2 separate regions of the Homo sapiens genome follow, and region 2 is linked to region 1. Evidence: chromatin loops called from intact Hi-C (ENCODE). Cell type or tissue: gastrocnemius medialis. All regions are shown on one strand. Each heading gives the region's core, and the rest is flanking DNA. Links, peaks and the distances in the headings are about the cores only. Region 1 overlaps C1orf21 (chromosome 1 open reading frame 21). Region 2 overlaps C1orf21 (chromosome 1 open reading frame 21).

What was found. A loop is a pair of places that touch in the nucleus more often than their neighbours do. Peaks named below come from ENCODE experiments on the same cell type or tissue, not always from the same donor. Only the 100,000 strongest peaks of a DNase experiment are listed, where the experiment ranks them.
Region 2: a loop joins it to region 1, with 2.9 times the contacts of the local background. A loop is called at or near these places in 2 of 110 quality-filtered maps.

Annotation. Positions count from the first base shown.
Region 1 is chr1:184,476,344-184,488,789 of GRCh38, forward strand. It overlaps C1orf21 (chromosome 1 open reading frame 21), which reads left to right. Exons shown (of 6, transcript NM_030806.4): 2 at 1,043-1,260. The coding sequence starts at 1,167. Among named protein-coding and RNA genes, the nearest start is that of C1orf21, 96 kb to the left of the region's middle. In gastrocnemius medialis, for the core only: CTCF peaks have their summits at 7,118 (motif pointing left), 7,344 and 10,089; DNase peaks (open chromatin) are centred at 5,988 and 6,888; H3K4me3 peaks cover 544 bases; H3K27ac peaks cover 8,000 bases.
Region 2 is chr1:184,529,835-184,542,280 of GRCh38, forward strand. The region is part of intron 3 of C1orf21 (chromosome 1 open reading frame 21); the gene reads left to right. Among named protein-coding and RNA genes, the nearest start is that of C1orf21, 150 kb to the left of the region's middle. In gastrocnemius medialis, for the core only: no CTCF peak of the experiment used is centred there; no DNase peak of the experiment used is centred there; H3K27ac peaks cover 6,818 bases.

The DNA.
Region 1 (12,446 bases), core at 2,168-10,167:
GGACTCTGAGGAGGTAAGGGCCTGTATTACAGTGGGAGGGATGGAAACAAAGGAATGTGTAGGAGAGATGTTTCAAAAGAAACATTTACAAGACTGGAGTAAGTCATCTATAGGCCTGGAATGGTTGGGTGAGGATGATGAAAGCATAAAACAAAAATGAGCAAGTTGAGCAGAGCAAACACTCAGAATTTGAGGAGCCACCTTGGATGGGGCAGGGAAAGGTAAAGTCACTTAAGTCAATTTGAAGATTATCTCTTTTGCAGTGTATCTGTAAATACTCTTTAAGCCTTTATGAGAAATCGGTAGAAGCATGAAGTTTACGCCAAAAGCTTGACAACTGCTTTGTTGCTTTTCTTCATATTTTGACGTCTTCTGCCCAATCCTTAAAACATTTGGCTAGCTAAGCAGAAAATGGACAGAAGTAAGTTTTAGACCTTGCCCCATCTCCTTCCTTTGTCTCCAAAACAGTGTCACCTCAGGTAAAATAAAATACTGAATTATTTACAGCCTTAACCAGAAATGTATAAAGTAGCCCATGTACCAGTCTGAGGAGGATGGCTACCGTTTCCTGGCAAAATTTGAGGAGCTGGGAGGGCTGGCTTCAGGGTAGAATGAGGAAGATGAAGAGCTTTTCCCAGCCTCCTGAACTAGGTGGATCTCAAGAGTGGGCTCTCCTTCCTCGACAGTTTTTGAGATTTCAGAACATTAGTAAACTTACAGGTACTTTAAGAGTATGTATGGCAAGCAGTAGTGCCCAAATACGTATTTGAATAAATACGTATTTTTGGTATCTCCTCAAAAAGTTCACTCCTTGGCCATGTGTTGCATAGGGACATGCCTTTCCATCTTGCTTTCTGAGTGGGAAATCAAGTGAGAATGGGCCACGCTGCACATGGTTCTTCTGTGCCCACCACAACACCAGTGCGATGGGTGGGTCTGTGCATGACTTCTAGTATACTGCAGGGCACAGCACACCAACATAGTGAGGCTTGTGTTTTGCTGCAGTCACTGCCCATTCTAATCTAGCTTTCTTTTCTTGCAGGTGCACACATCTTGACCAACTCAGCAGCAAGGTGGATTTTCTTTGTGTTTAAAGAAAAAAAATGTCCCTGTGTCTGTAGAGATGATTTGCAGTTCAGCCCGGCTGAAGCTGACCGAATGAGACTATGGGCTGTGCCTCCGCCAAGCATGTTGCCACTGTTCAAAATGAAGAGGAAGCCCAGAAAGGGAAAAACTACCAGAACGGAGATGTGTTTGGCGGTGAGTCCTATCAAACTTGACTCTTGACCCATTGATTCTAGGCCTTTCACTTTTTTTTATTGATACATAATATTTGTACATATTTATGGGGTGCTTGTGATATTTTGTTACATGCCTAGAATGTGTAACGATCAAGTCGGTATTTAGGATATCTATCACCTCGAGCATTTATTGTTTCTGTGTGTTGGGAACATTTCAAAACGTATCTTTGAGCTATTTGGAAACATACAGTACATTATTTTTAACTATAGTCACCCTACTCTGTTATGGAACATTAGATCTTATTCCCTCTAAGCCTTTCATTTTTGTGACAGTGAATAATTACAGTGATTATTGGGTTATACCGTCTGAGGTGAAAGGGTGATGAGACCTAATGGAAATCAATGTGGATCTTTACTTTGGATCATCTACATCATAATTTATACAAAGTGGTATTTGAGGAGGAACATGGAGGTTTTTTTTGCAGGAGCTAGCATTTAAATCAAGCTTCAAAGAACCAGCAGAATTTAAATTGGTGCATGGGACAGTGGCCATGGGGTGTCCTAGTAGAGGAGAACTGTAGGACTAAAAACAGAAGTCCAAAAGGGGAGTGAGTGAGGATTTATAAATGAGGGAGTGAGGTGTTTTTTTTTAAAGTGTAATAGAGAGTGAATTATACATTTTCAGATTTAAAATAAAAATACAATGAATCTAATAATCATCTTTTAACCTCTCTCTGTTGAATCAAAATGACTTTAGGATATCTAGTGCAAAGGCCACAGATTGGCAACCCATGGCCACACCTGGTCTGCAAATACATTTTTTTTGCCCCCTCCCCAAAGAATTTTAAAATAAAAAGCAAGACAGCCTTTAAAAATCAGGATATTTCACATAAAACCTCAAATTTCTTCAAAAGAGCTGGCAGCAATAGGTCTTCATTCCTTGAGACAACCGTCAGGAGGTGGGGTAGCAATTGCCCCTGCAGCCAGGCTGTGGCCTCCAGTGAACTGCTAACGCTTCCCCGGTGCATGCACACCGAGTTCAGTTTGCTCATTGACATTACCTGGCCACTTACAGGCTATTATGCTTGCCTGATCTTGAGATTGGCCCTTAGATGATTATTTTGAAGTATGGATATATAAACAAAATTTCAATTAGTACCAGGCAGATGAAGCAATTTTTGTGGAATTATTTTAACAATAATACCTACTACTTGACATTTGCACGATGCTTTCATTTATAAAAACACTTCTTCAACTCTTAGTAAGGGACATCATAGAGATATGTTGTAGAACCTCACTGAGATAATGTTTACGTGTAAATAACTGTAGCTGCATCATTCAGTCACTGTCAAATAATTCTACTACTTTTAGAATCTCTAGCTTTTGGTTCATTGTAATGATTGTTTTAGTCTCCTGGTGAAGAATTGGGAATGGTACGAAAGAGCTAAGCCACAGTTAAAAGTGGACTCGTGTGTTTGGGAAGAAAACTGTTGCATTTTGTTCCAAGGAGATGCACTAATTGCCTGGAACAAATTTGTTTCTACTGGTAACTACCTATAGCATTGAGAACTGTGGAGAAGAGTAACATATATGAACATCTTAATAAAACTACAGTCCAGATCTCTGAAACCACAGTTTTTAGGGAAAGAGTTGATTGGAACTAGAGTCATTACTGTCATCCTGAAACGCTTGACTTTTAAGAGAAAATAATCTAACATCAGGGATTTGTTTAACTTCTACCTGATGTCCTGTGTCATTATCATTTTTATAATAGAGCTACCATTTATGGAGCCGTCACCATGTGTCAAACATCGCAAGGCATTTACATTCATTTTTATGTTGAATTTTCACAACAATCTTGTGAAATATGTGCTACGCAAATTTTACATACTTGGAAACTGAACACAGAGAGACGGACTTGTCCGAGGTTACCCAGCTACGAAGTGCTAGAATCCAGATTGCTCAGACTCCAAAGTCCACCTTTCTTTCTCCATGTTGTTTCCTGATGCCGTGCAGCCTCCCATAGGTCTTTTTTTTTTTTTTTTTTTTTTTTTTGAGACAGTCTTGCTCTGTGGCCTAGGCTGGAGTGCAGTGGTGCGATCAGGGTTCACTGCTGCCTTGACTTCCTGGGCTCAAGTGATCCTCTCACCTCAGCTCCCTGAGTAGCTTTGGGACTACAGGCACGTGCGCTCACACCTGGCTAATTTTTTATATTTTTAATAGAGATAGGGTTTTGCCATGTTTCCCAGGCTGATCTAAAACTCCTGGACTCAAGCAATCTGCCCACCGTGGCCTCCCAAAGGGCGGGGATTACAGGCATGAACCACCACACCCGGCCCTCATTCTTTAATGCACAAAAGTATTGATTGGTCTGTATCCTATGTATAAGGCCTTTTGCTAAATGCCATGGAGATTACAGAGGTAAATAATCCATAAACCTTGCCATCTAGGACTTTGTAAGAAGATAAGGAAGTGTTACGAGGTAGAATAAGCCAAATGCCCGAAGAGGAAAAGACATACCTCATGATAACAGTCAGGGGATAGATGCTCTGCCTTAAACCGCAGAATCAGAGCAGATTTCTTACAGAGATGACATCCAAACCTGGCCTTAAAGGACTGAAAGAACAAAACCTGTCTCAATCTAAACTGGAAAAGGAACAGCTAGGTAATGTAAGACTTATTCAAGAATAATAAATATTCTAATTTATGGAACTAATGAATGGAACATAAACTATAAATGGGACAGAATTGGCTAGAAAACTAAGTTAGGGTTAAATTATGGAGAACTTCGAATACCAAATGACAGTCTTTAAAAAGATAACCTTAGATTGTCAGAGCAAGATTTGGTGATATTCAATACGTTGTGCTTACATTCTGCTTGGCAATGAGACCACTTAACCATCCCTTCACAACTTGTATAGCCAGGAAGACTCTATTGTTCTAAAGCACCATGTGTATTTTGCAGATGTTAGCATCTGATAAAGGAGCTTTGTGTTAGTCAACTATTGCTGCGTAGACTGTAACAAACTCAGGTTCAGTCACTTGCCACTTGCAGAGTCTAATTCACAAGAGCGAGGTCTGGCATAAAGAAAGTGACTTTATTCCATAGCTTAGCCTGGGGGAAGAGGTACAGGCTCCTGCCTTTAAGAGCACTGTTTTGCTTTTGGGGCAGAAAGCATGGACTTTTAAAGGGGGACTTGGCATGAATGGCATTCAGAGGAGGGAGTGAGCAGTTGGGGGTCTGCGTGACTCGCTTTCGTGCTTAATCTACTGGTGGTCGAGCTGGCTGCATCACAAGCAGAGCTAGGTTGTATAGTGGCCTTTGTCTCAAGACACTCTCCAGGTGGGAGAGCCTTCCATCAGGGACATACTTTAGGTTGCAAATTGACTGTTGTCTCTTGAGGCAATCTCCTTGTGGGAGAGAGTTTCTGCCCTGGAGCTTCAAAGTAAGCACGTAGTTAGATAAGCTTCCAGTGTAGTGAGTGTCTGGTGAAGGGAAGGTAAAGGTTATGATTGCATTTCTGAAGAGCTAGGTAGGAAATGGGAACAGAGGAAAAGAAGGAAAGAGAAAAGAAGAAATAACTTAAAAAAAAACTCTCTCTCTTAGAAAAATGGGGATACTTGGTTACAAGACAACTTGAAGCTCTCAGTCGCATTCCACAGTAACTGTTTCTTTCTTGATTATGAATTGGTGGGTCAGCTGTGGTGACACTTCTCTATGTATCTCTCATCTTTCTCCAGGGACCAGCAAGCTAGTGGGGGCATGATCTCCTTTCACAGAAGGGCAAGTGTGCAAGTGATACATATGGTGCCTCTGAAGCTTGGACTTAGAGCTGGCACACTGTCACTCATACCCACATGCCACTAGCCAAAGCAGGTCACATGAGTGAGCCCAAAGTTAGGCAAAAAAGCACACTCTGACCACAGTGCATTTACAGCAAGGGTATAGGTGCAGGGAGGGTCAAGATTGGGGCTAAAAATCAGTTTACCCCAAGCCCACCTGGTCATTGCTCTCTCTGTGCCTCTGTGTAGTTCATGCCATAAAGCGTCGTTTAAGGCCTCTGCTAAATTTTCTTCATCCTCCCAACACCCACATTGAAATTTTATTTACTCCAGCATTCTATCATTTTGTTAATCTCTCTAACATAAATATTAGGAAGTTTGTGGGATTGTGTTAAATACAGCAGGAATACAATGGGGAGAGAACTTCACCAATCAAGGGAGATACTTTTTCTAGCCCTGCAGGGCTCTGGGGGAAGAATTACCAGAATCCAATGTCAAGACAGTTCCAGTACCCTAGATATTACTGAATATCACATTTTAAATATGACGAGTTAAGGTCTTGTCTGTGTTTCTTCACTTAAATTAATTCGCAAGGAGAAGAAGTTTTCAAAATCCCACAATGATCACAGATGGTGGCAGATGAGTGATAGTGATAGGCCCACTTTTTAACCATTTGTAACCCATTATTTCTGTGGTCTCTTATTGTGTAACAAATACCCCAAACATAGTACCTTGAAACATAACCAGCTTATTATTCCTCACGATTCTGGGGGATGGCTGGAGTTCATCTGTTGTTCTCTCCCGGGCTCAGTCATGCAGCTGCATACAGCTGGGATCTCAGCTGAACTCAGCTATCCCAGATGGATTTGGGCTTCTGTCCACAAGGCCACTCTTTCCAGCTGGGTAGCCAAACTTTTCAGCCCGGCTTCCAAGAGAAAAAGTGGAAGCTGCCAGGCCTCTTAGGACCTGAGCTTGAAAGTTCAAGAATGCTACATTTGCTGCCTTCTGTTGATGAAAGCAAGTCATAAGACCAGCCTAGAGTTGAGGGAATAGAGTCTCTCCACCTCTTGAGAATGTGCCCGTAGAAAGAGGAGGAATTGTTGGGAGCCGTCTTTGGAGACCAACGCCCATTGCAAGAGGAAATTATGACTCCATGACTGGGATATATTTCAACCTGGACAATTATATTCTGCTTTCTAAAATACCCCTCTGTTTTTCACCGAATAAAGTGACCTTATTTATGCTTTAAAAGCTAAACATTTAAAATGTTTTAAATGTTATTACCACATGTTGTTGAAGATGTGACAAAGTCTGTGAAGGGTGGCATATTTGGGGATGGCTCTGAAGTATGTGTCTCTGAGTGTGTGTACACACACATTTGATCCTTTTCCTAAAGGTGTTAATTTAATTTCAAAGCTTCTGAAGACATCCTCAGGAGCTTTGATGCCCAATGTGTTTATACAAATGGTAATTTCCATTTTTTTGAAGCAGTTTGGGCGCCATGATGTCTTGGTTATTTAGGAGCTCCACCACAACAAATGTGTGTGACAGAATTTCTGTAGCATGTTCCACCATGCAGAATTAAATGCTAAATGGGCATCTTGACTCCTAGATTTCAGAAAATTTAGGAAATCATTGACAAGGAACTTCACCAGTGATATTTACTTACATATTTTCTTTCACTTTAAGTGTTGAAGCATAAAAAGTTTCAGATCTAAAGTTCTGCCTGACACACTGTGGCCCTTTCAGAGGTCAGATCCACTTCAGAAGGTTTCATCTTCAGATTGGAATTTTCCTTCTCTCAGTTGTCAGGGCAGATGTGAATAGTGGTCAGCAGATCTGCTGAGGTCATTCAGAGGACAGCTGAGCAGATTGCCAAGACCAGCTTGCAAAAAGTAAGTGACCAACAGGTTCAAGTTATCATGAACTGGTTAAGCAAGTTCTAGAAGGCCAAGTGCTTATTGGATTTCTTTCAACAGTCATTCTCTTAGACAACTAAAGTGGGTGCATAGAACACATTTAGGCCTTATTAGGGAAATTAATACGTCAGGCTTGAGATCATGATCTCTCCTGCAGCCCGCCCCCAAGTGGGGAGAAACTCTTACAGTTATATTGACTTCCTTTTCTGCGCTTTTTCTGTTTCCAGTGTTTCAATAATGTAGGCTTTAAACTTGAGTCACTTTTGGCTTTTGCAGTTAGTTTCCAGATCCTATAAATCTCACTCTCTCCTAGCATTGCTTTTCTTACCACCACTGTAGTTTAGGCTGTGACAGCCCATCACCCCAAGAACTGCAGTGTCCTCAGGAGGAATCTCCTGTTAACCTCCTTTATTGCTTGTTTGTTCCTTTGCTTGTTTTTGGTCTGTTTTTACTTCTTCATTTTTTGGCACCACTATCAGATCAGCTTTTTAAAGTACTCCTCTGTTGGTATTAAATCTTCTCTAGAACTTTCTGTTTGTGCCAATAAATCCCAAATCCTTAGTGAACATCCAAGGCACCTGAAGGTGGCTCATATCCACCTTTGCTGCCTTTGTGTGTGTGTGTGGGGCGGGGGTGGGGGGTGTATGTGTGTTTTGAGATGGAATCTCACTCCATCGCCCAGGCTGGAGTGCAGTGGCGTGATCTCAGCTCACTGCAACCTCCGTCTCCTGGCTTCAAGCAATTCTCTTGCCTCAGCCTCCCAAGTAGCTGGGATTACAGGCACCCACCACCGCGCCCGGCTAATTTTTGTATTTTTTTTTTAGTAGAGACAGGGTTTCACCATTTTGGCCAGGCTGGTCTTGAACTCTTAACCTCAGGTGATCCACCCGCCTTGGCCTCCCAAAGTGCTAAGATTACAGGCGCAGCCTTGTTTTGTACTCTGTTCCTTCATGATCGCCTTCTTCAGTCAACTGAGCAAGGCAGCCTTGTGAACTTATCCTGCATCTTCGCTGCTCTAGGCCCTCCAGTACATGGTGACCTCTGCTTGGCACGGGCCCGTTTTCTCGACTTCATGTCTTTAAATCCTGCTTGTTTTCCAAATATAAACTTTTATACAGAGCTTCCTCTAATACCTTCAGAAGGTATCTCTTTCCTGCCATCCCAGAATACTTTTTGTTTATTTGATTTATTTGTTTATATGTCTAATCTCTCTTGTGAGCTGGTTAGCTCCCCGAAGGCAGGAACTGCATGGGCTTGAGAGGACAGAGGGCTCCCAGATGGCCAAGGAGCTGGAGGCAGAGAGATTGTTCAGGAATCAGGTTGGGCACTGACTGAACCAGCCCTCCCATATAACTAAGGTGGCCTGCACTGCTGCCAAGTTTGGCTTAAGCCTGATGTTTATAAACATCCCTTTAAATGGAGGGGCTTAGATTATTGCAGTAAATTCTTCTGGAATGATGGTGTGAGACTGAGCAGCAGTAAAGCGAGCAAGAATTTGGCTGCTTTCTTTCACTTGGACTTTGTATTGCTATGTGGCTTCAGTTAAGTTCTGATCCTTGGGTGTACCTAAATGAGAGCATATAACAGATGCTTGTGGCTGTGTGTGTGTGTGTGTGTGTGTGTGTGTGTGTGTGTGATGGTGTTATGCCAATCTATTACTCATCTAAAATGCTGTGAGACCTATTTCACAAGGTTATGGTGAAAATTAAATGAGAAAATACATCAGATTTATTCAGAAATTAAAAGCACTTGGAGGCAAAGTCATAATTCACTGTTTATGTCTCATAATTTTTGATTGCATTCAGCGAAGATGGATTAAAGATACCTGTGTTTGTGGACAGTAACAGAGAGAATAATGTTTGTCAGTGCAGTCCAGCACAGTACCCATGAGCCACATGTGGCTATTGAGCATGAGAAACGTGACTAGTCCTAATTGAGATGTGCTGTAAGTGTAAAATGAGCTTTTAAGTTTCATATTAAATGAATATTTAATATGAAAAAAGAATATAAAATAGCTTATTAATAATTATTGATTACATGTTAAATGATATATTTTAGATCTATCAGGTTAAATAAAATATATGAAGATGAATTTCACCTGCTGCTTTTTATCTAATGTGGCTACTAGAAGCATTAAAAGTACACACATAACTCACATATTTCTATTGCACAGTGCTGATTTATGTGACTGAGAGGTAGCAGTGGTAGTGTGAGAATTTCCTTCTCTTTCAAGTTTTAGTTTTTATTGGATCTAAGAGAAAAGGAGTTTGATGGAGGCAGTGGCCCTCATTTTCTGCTTGGAATCTCTATGCATTAAGTGAGCACTAGGTGTGTACACTCAGCCTTTTGTGTGTCAGGGGGTGATTTGGGCAAAGAGGGGTACATGGGGGACCACCAGAGAGGCAGAATTGGGAGGCAGCTTGGCCAATGAACAGGAGCAATGCCACCTTGCTCCTCTCTGTGCTGCTTAGTGATAGACTTTAGCTGCCTCTACTGTAGCTGTTTTGCTGGCATAAGGAAGCTTCTGTTGGCTTCTGAAGCTGTTATTTCCCGAAGGTGAGAGAGAAAATCATGTTTCCCTTTTTCTGTTTTTAGTGAATCATAGGAGACAGTAAAGAGCCCTAAGGGCAGGAGAAGTGTTTGACGGATTTGTGATAGGCCAGATTATAGTCATAAAAGCTGAGAAATTTAAGTCAAGATAAGTGAGGAACATGGTCTTGGGTTTAGGCTTTGAAGACTCCCTGATGTCTTGAGCTGAGCCTCAGAAAGGTCTTAATGGCTCGAAGTGCACATGGGGCTCATGGAATCACAGAAGCCAGTCGACCTTGGCTCAGAGCTTTTAACTGCATTCTTCTGAAGTAAAAGTGCTCAGCCCAGTGTCTGACTCAGAGAAGGTGCTCAAAATATGTTAGTTTTATTTCCTTTTAGGTGGTTCCTGGGCCATGCTGATGCTCATTTCAATAGGGAAAATGAAACATGCGTGTATGTGAGCATGGAATGGAGTAGTTGTGAATTCTGTCTTACCAGCTGGGGTTTGATTCCAGTGTCACCACTGCCTGTGCTGTTTTGGATTTATAACTTAGCTGCATTTGTTTCCAAATCTATAATATGGAGGTAATAATGGTATCCACCACTTGGAGTTCTGAGGAGGAACACATAGTTAATAAGGAGAGCGTCCAGAACAAGGCCAGTGCACAATTAGCATGGAAGCACTTGTTATAAATAGTAGATGGGCCTGAGTAGACTGGCCCCACCTCTTCACTCTCCTCCCCTCGGCCAGCACAAAATAGATACCATGCTAGATGCCGCCTTGATGCCAAGTTTGGTCTAGCTGAGGTAAAGCCAGCAAAAATTTCTACTTGGAAACGTTTTCTATGACAGAAAGTTAAGAAATGCTCTATACTTTCTATATTAAAAAAAAAATCCAAGTGCTACTTTTCCTTCCCTTGCCAGCTGGTATCATGAGCCTGTTCTTTTGAAGTTAGAGAGATAAGTAGAAAATAAGACCATTTGTCACTCCCTGCTGCCAGGCAGCTGGGTTGCAAGATGAGGGAGCACCTGAGTTTTCAGAGACCATTGGCAGGGACACGCTGGCAGGGCCCTCCAAGTCCCTTTGGTTTTCTTCAATTACTCCCTTGCCCCTTCAAGTGCTTGTATTGTCTGTAGCAGTGGAGACCTGCTGGGTGCTTCCTGGCCCTCTGGCACCATTCAGTGAAAGGTGAAAGGACTGGAGCTGCAGGCAAGGCCTGCTTGGGGATGAGGGAAGTTCTCAAAACGTGCCTCAGTGACAAGAGAGGAAGTCAAAGGTTTCTTTACCTATTGCACTTCCCCTTGGAGTTATTTTCTCCTGAGTGACACTACAGATTCAGACATTCAAAACAATGGCTTCTTCCTGGACTCCTGGCTGGTGTGACTGAAGGGACCTGCCTTGCTATGAGCACCTCTCCAGGCAGCCCCTACCTGGCCCCTGGGCCTCATTAGGCCCTGGCTGTCCTCCGTAGAGACTAGTACAGCTCCTGCCTTCTGCACTTGGAACTTTACATGTGACTGGTTATTTTGCCCCTGAACCGTTACAACTTGGATTTGTGCTTTACGGTGTATGAGGCTTTTTCAAACGTAATTATTATCATGATTATCCCTACTTGATAGAAGGGGAAACTGAAGTTAAAAACTACCCCAGTTCACTTAAGAAGTGGGACGGTGGCTACAATGGCAGATGCTGACTCGACTAAGGGAGATTCCTCCTTGGGAATAACACATTGATATTAAGTCCAAACCAACATTTGCTCAGAAGTCTTTGAGAAGTCATTGTTAACTGGCCACTTGAGGTCAGACTCAGTTTTTAAATGAGGATGTCTGGAGATTCTAATATGGTCATTAGGGCTATTTTCCGTGGAACTGAAATACAATGTTATGGTAAGCACACAGACTGAAAATCTGGCAGATTGTTTTCAGATCCTGGCTCGGCTACTCACTAACATGTAGTCTTGGCAAATTTTTGAGGCTCTTTTTGCCTGGGTTTTCCCATCTGTGTAGTGTGGGGAATAAAACTAGTACTTGCCTGCCTTCATAGGGCTGTTGTGAGACTAAAATGTATTAATATTTGTAAATCTTAGCATAGTACTTGGCACATGATAAGCACTGAGTTAGTATGCTCATCATCATATTAGCAGCCTGCAGTTGCGCAGACCTCTGACCTATGCAGTTTGCATTTCTGAAAATGGTTGCTTGGTTTCCTCTGATTACGCTGGAGGAGAATGCGTCATCAGTTTATTTGTAGATGTATAATTCTCTAAACTTAAAAGATGATCAATTGTCCATGTAATACTTATCTCTTTTAGATTTTAAGATATGTGTGTTCCTATGGTTTGTTCTTTCTCTGGTTTGACCTAGACCAGTTTCTGTACTGTGTAAGATGTATACGTGAATATTTGTCTTTTAAATGAAAAGACCAAAGGACATGCATGATTCAGGAATGATGAATATAATATTATGCCTCATTTCTTTCAAAGTGTAGTTTAAAAGAAATCCCACCATAGAGGTTAACAAATACATTTTTTGCTTATCAACCATAAATCTATACATGAGTGTGTGTGTCTTGTTTATCATGCAGAGTGAGATGTTGGTAGAAGTAAGGAGTAAAGCACCATGAGAGGGCTAGAGGCAGCAGACACAGATGATGCCCCAGTGATTGTAATGGGATAAATGCATCCATAAGCAGCTGAAATAAAAAGATATACCAATTAATTGGGTACCATTTCAATTCACATTTTATTCTTTGAAGATATTCTGTTATTTGTGATTATAATATTAAAAATGAAATCCCCCAATTTATCTCTTCATATTAGAATTTTTCAGATTAATCTAAAAATTTAACTGTCAAATAAGAAACTGTAGGCTGGGCACAGTGGCTCACGCCTATAATCCCAGCACTTTGGGAGGCCGAGGCGAGCAGGTTGCCTGAGCTCAGGAGTTCGCAACCAGCCTGGGCAACACGGTGAAA
Region 2 (12,446 bases), core at 1,879-9,878, 53 kb after region 1:
GTGAATATCTTGTCCCTATGTGGGTATTAACTTAGTAGAGAAGAAGCCTGGGCTTTAGGGTCAAATAGACCCTGGTTCAGATCATGGCTTTGCAACTTATTAGCTGCATGACCTTGGCCAAGAATCTTAACACCTTTGCACTCTTTACCATATCTTACTTTTACACGCTTCACCTTTAAAATATCTTACAAGGGTGCTAGAATTAAATGAACTGATGTCTCTAAAATGCTTAATGCAATGCCTGGTACATAATAGGTCCTTTGCAAATAGTAGATGCTTTAGTTATTAGTAATCTAAATATAGTAGTTATTATTTTAAAACATATCCCATACATGCTCTATTCTTCTAGTCGTAACTAGTCTTAGAGAGGTAGAAGAATGAAGTAGTTAAGAGCCGGACTAAATCTCAGTTATTTAGCTCTGGGCCTTGGACAAGTTATCTCTCTGGGCCTCAGTTTCCTCATCTGTTAGATGGAGACAATAATGGCACCCACCACATAGATTTATTTTTAGCATTAAGAATGGTGCCTGCTGCATAATAAGTGCTGCATCAGTGATAGCTTTGATGATGACAATGATGATGATGACAGTGATGATGAAGGCAATGATGATGATGATGATGACAGCTACATCTTTGGACCAAATAACTTTACTCTATTTTAATAATATAAGTAATTCTGTGCCTTTTGAGTTCTTTTTATGCTTTCCCTTGGTCATACTTCATTAATTTCTCCCGAGAGTCTTAAAAGTCTCTTTTTTCTTTTTTCTTTTTTTTTTTTTTTTTTGAGCTGGGGTTCACTTCTATTTCTCTTTTGTCTATTTTGTTTCAATATTTTCATCAGCTATTAGATTCATCAAGCCCAACACTTATGACTTTTTTTTCCTTATAGCTATTTTTATTCAGCAACTATCCTACCTTGAATTTATGATCTTGCTTACTTATTTCCAAGTGGAAAACTGACTTCATGATCACCCATACCCTACTGAACGTCAGTATCCTCCCTTTAAGAGATTGCCCCTTTTCTTCTGGTATTTGGGGCAACAGTCTTGATATTTGTAGAAATGGCATTGTGGTAATATTGATGCAGGCAGAAACATTTTGGGATACCTACGGCCATTTAAATATTATGTAGGTTTTACCCTCTTCCCAAGTCCCCAGTCCCTATACTCCCACTCTCCTGTTTTCTCATTAGAATTGGTTTTTACAGCGGGAAAAACTAAAGCTATACAAATTTCCACCTGTTTCAAAGTGATCTGGTTTTAGACTTAAAAAAGCTTTTTTCTTTGCCTAAAACAGATAGGGCTTCATGTGTTTTTCTGCTTACAAATATAAGAGAACACAGAGCATTTCCCATCTTTACACCACAGATATTTTGTATCTGGCTTTGGTGTTAACTTCTGGAAAATCGACTGTCTTTCATTTGTTCCTTTCTTCTTAGAGACTCCCATTGCTTGCAGGTTACATCTCTACACTCTATTTTCTATGTCTGCCATCTTCTCTCTCCTTCTTTCAACCCTCCATATGTATTTCTTGTATCTATTTCTGATTCACTAGCCCAGTTTCCTGCAGTGTTGATTTTAATGTTTACTATATGCAGTGATGATCTTATTTTGTCTCTCATAGAATGAGTGTATCCTGGTCTGTTCCTGTGTCTTAATGGGAATATTTCTCTCTCCTTAAGAATGAATAACAGCTGTTTCCTGAATAACTTTTTCATGTGATGTCCAAGGTTTATTTAAGGCGGGCTATAATTGCTTATAAAATCTTAGTTTTCCATTTTTCTTTTGGGCTACATAACTTTCTCATTAGGGCCAGATTTTTTTTTCCATTTTCTTATACTTCCTCTCCAATTTTTGGAGTGTTTATCATATGGAAGCCGACTTTAAATTTCATTTCCTTCAGTTTTGGAGGGTCAAGAGCAGGTCAGTCAGAGATGATCTCTTTTTTCCCCACAGCTCACCTTTTCAGGAATTAACAGTGCACTTCCTACAGCTGAGATTGTATATCAGACAATTTTAATGAGACATTTTTATCTTGGCCCGACCACATGGTTACTCCCAATGTTTATCTCTTAAACAGGTTAGAGGAGAATTCTTAGAATTTTGTGCCTCTAATGTAGCTTAAAAATAAAAATTTTTTCAATTCTTATTATTTGTGTTGGTATACATTTGATTAATTGATTGAACTTTTCAGACAATTTCATGTAGGTTTTTTTTTTTAATTTAGGGAGAGGAAGCTCTCCCTTTCTATTCTGATTTTCCCTAGAAAGCCAGAATTTAGCATTGGATAATAATAAAATCTAGATCTGGCATGGCATGGTGGCAGAGTTTGGAGTGAGAGGGAAATGGCTGCAGATTCTGATCACACTCAGCTCACTTGTGTGACCTTGAGCAATTAAACAAATATTTCTGACCCTCAGTTCTTTCAACTGTAAAACAATAAAAATAATACCCGTCTTACAAGATTGTTGTAAAGATGAGATATGGAAAGCACCTAGCAAGTTTCCTGTCACTTGGAAGGTTTCTAGTAAGTGACTGCTGCTATTATTAGTAGTGTTATTAAGTTCAAAGTGGTGAGAAAGCACTGTCAGTTCTATGATTATATGGGTATGAGTCAAAGATTGGGAGAGGCCAGGCATTATGGCTCATGTCTGTAATACCAGCACTTTGGGAGACTGAGGCTGGAGGATCACTTGAGGCCAGGAGTTTGTGATCAGCCTGGGCAACATAAAAAGACGCTGTCTCTACTAAAAATTAAAAAAAATTAGCCAAGCCTGATGGCATACAGTTATAGTCCCAGCTACTCAGGAGGCTGAAGCAGGAGGATCTCTTGAGCCTGGGAGTTCAAGTTTACAGTGAGCTATGACTGTGCCACTGCACTTCAGCCTAAGCAACAAATCAAGAACTTGTTTCTTAAAAAAAAGATTTGGAGAACTCTGACTCCAACTTCACAGTTACAGTTTTTATTGTAGAAAAATTTTGAAACCACTGGACCAAGTCAGAAAAATGAGGCTCTGCCAGAATCTGTCTGTGTGATCTTGGCCAGGTCACTTCATTTTGAGGTTTGGCGTCTTCATCCATATATTGAAGAGGTGGTGCAACAGTGATGACTTCTTCCTGTCACCTTTTTGTAGGTCTGCAAGCTTCTTACCACCATCATGAGTATTAAAGTCATCTTTTGTTTTTGTTTTTTAATATATAGCTAATCATGTCATTCCCCAGTATAAAGCCCTTCCTACAGTGGCTTCCTGCTGCTCCCGGGTAATAACCTGAGCAGGGATGACCTCTCACTCCTCTCTGGGGTCCTCTCTCTCCCTTCCCTCTGGCTCAAGCTCTGGCCAAGCTCCTTCCCCACTAGAGCCTGCACTCCTGCAGCTTCCTCTCTTGACTGCTCCCTGACCCCTCCCACCACATCCTCTTCCCCACACAGGTTTCATTAGAGCATGGAACCCTATACTTCCCCTTTGTAACTCATATCATAATCGTAATTAAAGTCCTGTTTGCTCTAGGCCCCTACTTCTAGGTGGTTAATAGCTGTTTCCCCAGTACCTAGCCTACTGCCCTAGCAGGTCATAAGTGCTGGATAAATATTTGCAGGATGAATGAATGAATGACTGTGATCTTGAACATAATGTTAAAGAAGGCATGGTCTTTTATTTTTAATACTTCCGGTAGATCCAAGACTTAGGCAGGTTGGATGCTAAGAAATAAGGCTTCATAACAACTTCAAAAATAAATGTTCCGACATGATTTTTTTTCAGCTATTGGTTCTTTGACAAAGAATAAAGTAAAATTAAATTATATTGCAATCCTCATTTCAAGTAAGAAGTGACTAGTTCTGTATACCTTTCCCAATTACAAATATCCCCAACTCTGGGAACTTGCTCCACACAATCCCCCATAAAATGTCCTTCAGGAAAGGGTGAATGGATGCCAGCCAGTTCCACAGGAGGCCCTGGCCGGGGCTGGGGAGTGGGCAGTGAATGGGGTATGTGACGGAGCATTTTCTTCAACATTTGGTGTGTACGTCTCTACCTTGGGCTGCCTTTGTTTCTTTGCCATATCCAGACTTGTACTTGGTCCATGATACTCAGACCTATGGGGACAGAAGTTGGTTGGCAGAGTAAAGTCATGTGAATGGTTCTGATTCGACCCAAGAGTGGGGTGGGATCTGTCTGAGAGAGCATTCACCAGGGCAGTCCTGAATTTCTGAGTTGTCTTTGAATCCCTAACACCTGGCCCACAGTAACCACTCTGAATAGTTTCTTTCTTTCCCGTCTCTGATAATAATGCCTTTCATTTATGTGTCATTGCATAGTTTATAGAGTGCTTTTACAGTCACTAGCTCATTGGAGCCTCACACACTGTGAGGTCGGTACTGTGGGTATTTTCATCTCTGTTTAAATTTCTAAATTCTGTTTAAGCGAATTTAGAAAGGGAAAAAGAAAAGCTCAGAGGGGTGTTTCTTGCCAGCTATTGCCGAGATTTACTTTGGAATGAGGTGGAATTTAGATTTTCATTTTGTACATGTAAATTGCCCAGAGTTAGAGGCAGAAGGTGGTAGAGCTAAAACTCAAATCTGGGTCTTCTCATTCCAGGTGTAAAGACATCAATTGCCTCTCACAGGGCTTTTCTGCACCATAGATGATTTGCTTCTTTCTATCTCAGCATAATAGATTTAACAAAGACACTATTACAAATTGTGATTTCTTTTACACATTTGGTTGTGTTTTTTTTTATTTTAGTGATTTAAGCTGTGTACTTTCTGATTCTTTTTTCTTTTATTCTCTTAGTCATTCAGCAAGCATATATTGAACATCTGTGTGCCAAGAACCGTCCCAGATGTTAGAAAGAAAATTAAGACACGATCCCTCCCTTTGAGGTGCTCACGACATAGAATGGGGCACGGGTACATGAATAAATAAAATGCAGTTGAACAGGTAACTCTGTAGAGGTAGGAAAGTCTAGGAAATGGTCACTTTTACGTGGGAGTAGGAGAGAGGGCAGGCAGAGGTCGTAAATATGGAAGAGATTGGGGCGGGTGACAGCCCAGGCAGAGAGTTCAGAAGGGTGGGGTGAGAAAGTCCCTGAACTGGAGTATAGTCCAAGGTAGTGGCAGCAAAGAGGAGCAGTGAGGGGCTGGATCTGGAGAGGCATGGTGGGGGGACTTGAGGTCTTTGGGTGCTAAAGGTAAGGTATTCTCGAGGCAACAAGGAGCTCTTGAAATTATTTAAAACAGGTGTGTGACATCAGATTTGAAACATTAACTGGCATTGAAGATTTTGAGAGCTACAAGTACAGTGAGACAGGGAACTACGATCTGTTGTAGGGAAGTGAGCCCCCTTCACACCAGCTGTCATTTCTGCTAGTAGTAAGAATGATTCGGGACAGCTGTGTAGGAGCTTGGAAAGAGGGGTGCGTAAAATTGAACCAAATGGCTTTGCATTCTGATGGTTTTAGTTGTCCTGTGATGTTGTGACTTAGTATCAGCTCTCTCAACAGGAAGTCGCTAAGTAGAGCCTAAAAGAAGTGCTTCCAAAGTATGTTCCAAAGGAGAGAAAGAATTTCTTGTTTTCCACAAACTGTACCCAAAGCTTAAACCAATAAGGTCAGATGTTTTTGTGCTCTCTGAAACAATTCCAAGCTATTTTGCAATCCTTTAGAGCATCAGCTACATGAAGTACGTCAAACAGCATCATTCCTGGTGAATGTCATTTTTAAATGGCAAATGAGAATACCAAGGACATAGTGAATTGAGAACACTTTTTCTTCATTTCTATGAAAAAGTTAACTAAAAGCAAATGCAGCATCATAGATGGACTTTATCTTAGTAGGGTAAGGCTGTGGTTTCTTGGATGTGTGCTTATTAAAGCTGGGTACTTTCACCACTCAGAGCCAAGTTCCCATCACGTTTGAAGGCTTACTGTTCCTACTCAGAAGGAAGTATAAATACAGTACAACTCACTGATTGTCTTCCTGTGGACTTTAGGAAATGTACTTCTAGACTATCTCATAGTGGAGCTGTTTCCTCCATTAAAACCTTCAAAATTTTCCATTTGCTTTATACTCTGGCAATCTACACTGAATTAAATAATTTCTATTAATAGGACATGTTTATCATCCTAAGAAACCTGAAATGATGTGGTTCTTATCATTACATTCTATTGTTACCCCTGCTGAGTATGACATTAAATCATTCAAGAAGGAATTGCAGAAAGAAGATTTTAATCTCATGGCCATTAACAGGAAGAAAGAGTAATTTTCCATCATTGTAATATACAGTTTACAGAGGGGATGGCTGTATGACCCTGGGCATGCCTTTTAATCTCTTTGGCCTCAGTTTCTTCATTTTAAAGTGAGATTTGACCCATCTGACCTGGGTCAAACTTCATTACAAACATTTATTTCTTCCACGTACAATGTTGGCGTACACACTCTAAGAGCTGGGTGGGAACTTCATAGTTTCAGGGACCCAGGTTCTTGCTATCTTGTTGCTCCACTGTGCTCACCCTGTGGTTGAGTCTGCTGCTCCAGTGCCCACACTCATGTCCACACACCAGCCAGTGAGAGAAGGGAAAGGACCAAGGGGAAGACACACCCCCTCCTTTAGAGGCATGATCTAAAAGTGACACGTGGCCTTCACTCATACCCCTTTGACCAGAATGTAGTCACATGGTCACACCTCACTGGGAGAGAGGTGAGAAATGGCTGTCACGTCATGTCCAGTAGTTGTCATGTACAACTGCGATGTGTGTGTTAGGGAGGGGTAGATATCCGAGGACAACTAGTAGGTGCCTGCCATAGCATGTGAGGTCCTTTTCAGTTTTAAAAATAAATAATGTGTGCAAGTTCCATGTCTAATTGCCTATTAACCTATGAAAAAAATTCAGACACTATCCCTCTTGTGCAGATGCCTGTGTTTGAAGGTGGCAGAGGAGGTAGATGGAAGAAAGCCCAGCAGGGGTGACCTTGTAAATTTCGACAGCATAGTCTGATGGAGTGTATTCTTTTGTGGAAAAAAAAAAAAAGATTACTTTCCCTAAAAATGGAAAAACAGATAAGAAATTCAAAAAGAAACAAATTAACTGGGACCTTAATTTCTTTTTGCAACTTTCTCATCCAAGTTTCGTTTTGCATCCAAAAATCAAGTTGGCTTCTGTTGAATACAAAGTACTAATTCCCTCCCTTGCATAGCCCAGGTTATATACGGGCTATGCAAGGGGGAATTGAAAAGGCACATTTGTTATGTCTGATGTTTGAATTAGATACAGCTGCATGTTTGGGTTTTTTTAATTGTGGTAAAATTCACATAACAATATTAACCATCTTAATAGTTGTGTACAGTTCAGTGACATTGAATGCATTCATAATTCTGTGTATCTATCACCATCATCCATCTCCAGAACTCTTCATCTAGCAAAACTGAAATTCTGTACCCATTACACAGTAACTTCCCATTCCTCCTTCCCCACTGTCCCTGGCAACCACCATTCTATTTTCTGTCTCTATAGTTTTAACTACTCTAAGTGCCTCATATAAGTGGAATCATATAATGTTTGTCATTTTGAGAATGGCTTGTTTCACTTAGCATAATGTTCTGAAGGTCCATCCGTGTCGTATCCTGTATCAAAATTTCCTCTTTAGCTTCTCCTTTTTAAGGATGAATAATATTCCGTTGTATGTATATACACATTTTACTTACATGTTCATCTGTCAGTAGAAGCTAGAGTTGTCTCCATGTTTTAGCTATTGTGAATAATGCTGCTTTGAACATGGGTGTACAAGTATCTCTTCAAGACCCTAATTTCAATTCTTTTTATTTTTTCTTTTTTTTGAGACAGAGTCTCACTCTCCTTGCCCAGGCTGGAGTGCAATGGTGTGATCTTGGCTCACCGCAACCTCCGCCTCCCGGGTTCAAGCTACTCTCCTGCCTCAGCCTCCCGAGTAGCTAGGATTACAGGCATGCGCTACCATGCCGGCTAATTTTGTATTATTAGTAGAGACGGGGTTTCTTCATGTTGGTCAGGCTGGTCTCGAACTCCTGACCTCAGGTGATCCGCCCACCTCGGCCTCCCAAAATGCTGGGATTGCAGGAGTGAGCTACCGCACCTAGACCCTAATTTCAATTCTCTTGGGCACATACCCAGAAGTGGAATTGCTGGACCATATGGAAGTTTGATTTTTAATGTTTTGAGGAGCTGCCAGAACTGTTTTCCACAGTCGCTGTAACTTTTCGCATTCCCACCAACAGTGTACAAGAATTCTAGTTACTCTGCATCCTCACCAACACGATATTTTCTGGGTTTTCATGAGAGTAGTCATCCTACTGAGTGTGAGGTGGTAATTCATTGTAGTTTCAAATTATATCTCCCTGATGATTTAGTGAGGTTGAACATCTTTTCATGTGCTTATTAGCCATTTGTATATCTTCTTTGGAGAAATGTCTATTCAAGTCCTTTTCCAATCTTTCAATTTAGTTGTTTGCTTCTTTTCTTGTTAAGTTTTAGGAATTCTATATATATTTTGATATTAATCCCTTAATAGATATGCGATTTCAAATATTCTTTCTCATTCCGTAGGTTGCCTTTTTATTCTATCACTCATATCTTTTGATGAACAAAACTTTTCATTTTCATGAAATCCAATTTTTTTTCTTTTGTTGCCTGTGACTTTGGTGTCATTGCCAATAAATCACTGTCAAATGCAATGTCATGAAGCTTTTGCCTTATGCTTTCTAATAACAGCTTTATAGTTTTAGTCCTATGTTTCGATCTTTGATCCATTTTGAGGTCATTTTGTACATAGTATTAAGTAAGAGTAATGTCATTCTTTTGCATATTGGTGTCCAGTTTTTCCAGCACCATTTGTTGGAAAGACTCTCTTTTCTCCATTGAATGGTCTTGGCAACCTTGTCAAAAATCATTTGACCATATATACAAAAGTGTATTTCTGAGTTCTCCATTCTATTTCATTTTATATGTCTACCTTTATGTCAGTACCACACTGTTTTGATTATTGTAATTTTGTAATTAAGTCATTTATTCTAACAGACTTTTTTATTGTGTGTGGAATCCTTAGCGTTTTCCAAACATAAGATTATATTACTTGCAAAAAGAAATGTTTACTTTTTTCTTTACAGTTTGAATACCTTTGATTTCTTTTTCTTGCCTAATTGCTCTGGCTAGAACTTCCAGTTCCATGTTGAATTGAAGTGATGAAAATGGGCATCCTTCCCTTGTTCTTGATATTAGAGGGGAAGATTTTAATCTTTCACCATTGAGTATGATGTTCACTGGGGTTTTTCACATGTGGCTTTTATTGTGTTGAGGTGATTTCCTTCTACTACTAGTTTGTTGAGTGTTTATCATGAAAGGGTGTTGAGTTTTGTCAAATGCTCTTTCACCATCAATTAAGATGGTTATGTTTTTTTCCCTTTATTCTGTAAATGTGGTATATTACATTGATTGATTTTTATATGTTGAACCATCTTGGCATTCTAGGAATAAATCCCACTTGGTCATGGTGTATAATCTTTTTACTATGCTGAATTCAGTTTGCTTGTATTTTGTTGAGGATTTTTGCATCAATGTTCATAAGAAATATTGATCTATAATTTTCTTTTCTGTAGTGTCTTTGTCTGGCTTCCGTATCAGGATAATGCTGATCTTGTATAAATAAGTTAGTAAATGTTTCCTCTTCTTCAGTTATTTAGAAAAGTTTGAGAAGGATTGGTATTTGTTCTTTAAATGTTTGGTAGAACTCACCAGTGAAGCAATCAGGCCCAGGACTTTTCACAGCTGCATGTTTTAACCTTTAAATTAAAGTGAAAAAATCCTGCAAAGTTTCTTTATATGGTATGGTAGTCACTTGACATGGTCACTAGTATTCCAAATCTCCTCCCTCTGGGTCCATGGGCACTTCTTTGCCCATTGTGACCACGTGACTTGTTTTTCCAGATGAAATGTGAGTGGAGGGGATATGTGTCACCTTTAAGGGGAAGTCTTAAGACCCAATGCAGAATTCTACAATCTCCATTCTGCCTACCATGGTGACCTGCAAAGTTCCAGATTTCTGATCTCTTTCAATCTGCATTCCTGAATAAGGACATGACACGGAGCAGTGACCCTGCTGACCTGTGATGAACATGTACCCACGAGTGAGAAATAAACCCTTGTTGTTTTAAGCCATTCTGTTTTGGGGATGTTTGTTACTACAACATAACCAAACTAAAATACCTCACCTATGGATAATGAGTGGTAACATGTCAGGTACTACTTAGTTTTTGAAAGTGAAGTCATTAAATAAAGATCCATTATTGTTAATAATTGTTAATAAATGCCAGAGAAATCCAGTGCATAATGCATGTATCTTTTACCCAAATACTAAAAACTAGTGCTCAAATTATTAGTTCAATTTAGTTGTTATTGTTCTTTCATGGTAGTTAGTAGTAATATTTTAAGTAAATGTATATTCACAAATTGCATCTTAACATAATTTTTAAGTTATAAGATGTACCAAGATTTTAAAAGAGATTGACAGACTTATGATACATCTTTGATTCTGGCAGCATTGGTGGCTATAGGAGTTTTTTTTGTTTGTTTGTTTTGTTTTTTTTTTTGAGACTGGGTCTCGCTCCTTCCTCCAGGCTGGAGTGCAGTGGCACGATCTCAACTGCAACCTCCACCTCCTGGGTTCAAGCAATTCTCCCACCTCAGCTTTCCGAGTACCTGGGACTACAGGTGCATGACACCATGCCCGGCTAAGGTTTTGTATTTTTAGTAGGGACAGGGTTTCGCCATGTTGGTCAGGCTGGTCTTGAACTCCTGACCTCAGGTGATCTGCCCACCTTGGTCTCCCAAAGTGCTGGGATTACAGGCGTGAGCCACCGTGCCCAGCCAGGAATTTCTAATCTAGTTTTAGAAAAAGTTTATGAAGCTAAAAAGTTATTTTTGTAGTTCTGATGCCATGCAATTTGGTGACTTTTTGATCTGTACCTGTAAATGGTATTGCCACAAATAGCGTAAATGCCATCATACCAGTTTTTTCTCCAAATGTTTATTATTTTTTAACCATTTAAAAGAATTATTTCATTTATTTGAAAGCCAGTTCCAAAAACAAATGATAATAGCTAACAATTGTTGTATGCTTCCTGTTTGCCATGTGGATCTAAGTGGTCCATATGAATTATCTTAAAAATCTTCATAACAATCATCATTTACCTGAGGAAACTGAGATATAGAGAAACCAATAAATGTACTAAACCCCACATAGTTGGGGGTGGGTATGAAGGAATTGGGATTTAAAGACATGTTGTCTGTGACATCTGGCCTCTTGGAGAAGGGTGGGATCCCAGAACCACTTATGTCTGTTGTTGATTTTGTCCAAGTGTGAAGGTAGCAGTACAGATGAAATATAAATTATACTTTTTTCACACACAGCCAGTGTGTTATTTTCCCCCTCAGGACCCCTAGGTTTTATTTTTTGCTTGTTTATTTAAGCAAATATCTTTAAAATAATGACTTTGAGCACCATCCTCAATGATCATACTTTCTTGTCATCATTAGAAGAACCAGCCTTGACCTCGCCATCTACCACATGCCTCCACCCCAGCACACAGAATTATGACCTCACCTCTTCTTTAGGTCTCCAGCTAAGGCTGTTTATAAGTGGCCTGTCTGGATGTCTTCAGGTGACAGATATGGATATATATCTTGTGCTCAGACCCTGGCAGAAATGACAGGGAGAAAATATGTGATTCTTAAATATTTACGAAGAGATCTCATCATGGTCCTCTGAGGATGTTAAGAACCCAAAGAATCTTAATTGTTTACAGTGCTCTCCCATTAAAACTTTAAAAGCAGTGGCCTGGGTTTCTTCTTTCAGAGTGGACCTGGCACTCCAGAGGGAAAGCTCATTTGCTTGATTGGCTTTTTGGGAAAGGTGTGCCAACGAATGTGTTTTCATTTAATAATCTGGAAACCAGGGGGATCACGGACTGGCGTGCAGAGTTGCTCAGCTAGAAGCGTCTGAACTTGAGTGGGAAGGTGACAGGATTCAGTGTGGCTTCGGGCCGGTGTGGTTTGTGAGCTTAGCCAGCTATCCTATGACAGTTTTACAAGTATAGAACTCTTGAATATGCTGAAGTTGAATATTCTGGGAAAGGAAGGGCGAAGGTGATTGAACTGTGCTCTTGTTTTTGCTTTCAGGCAAATTCCTCTTCTATACCGGGTGCAGTCATCTTTAGCTTGTCAGTTATTGTCACAACTTGTTGGGAAGATCATCAGCTTAGCCACATAGAGTTGCCTAAATATTTGAGCAGAAACCCCAGCCCTTCTGCAGGGTCTCACGTGAACATCCTACCAGATGTGGGGATATCAAGGTAAAAGACAGGGCAATTCATATAATAATACCAACAGCATACACTATGTGCCAGGCACAGTTCTAAGC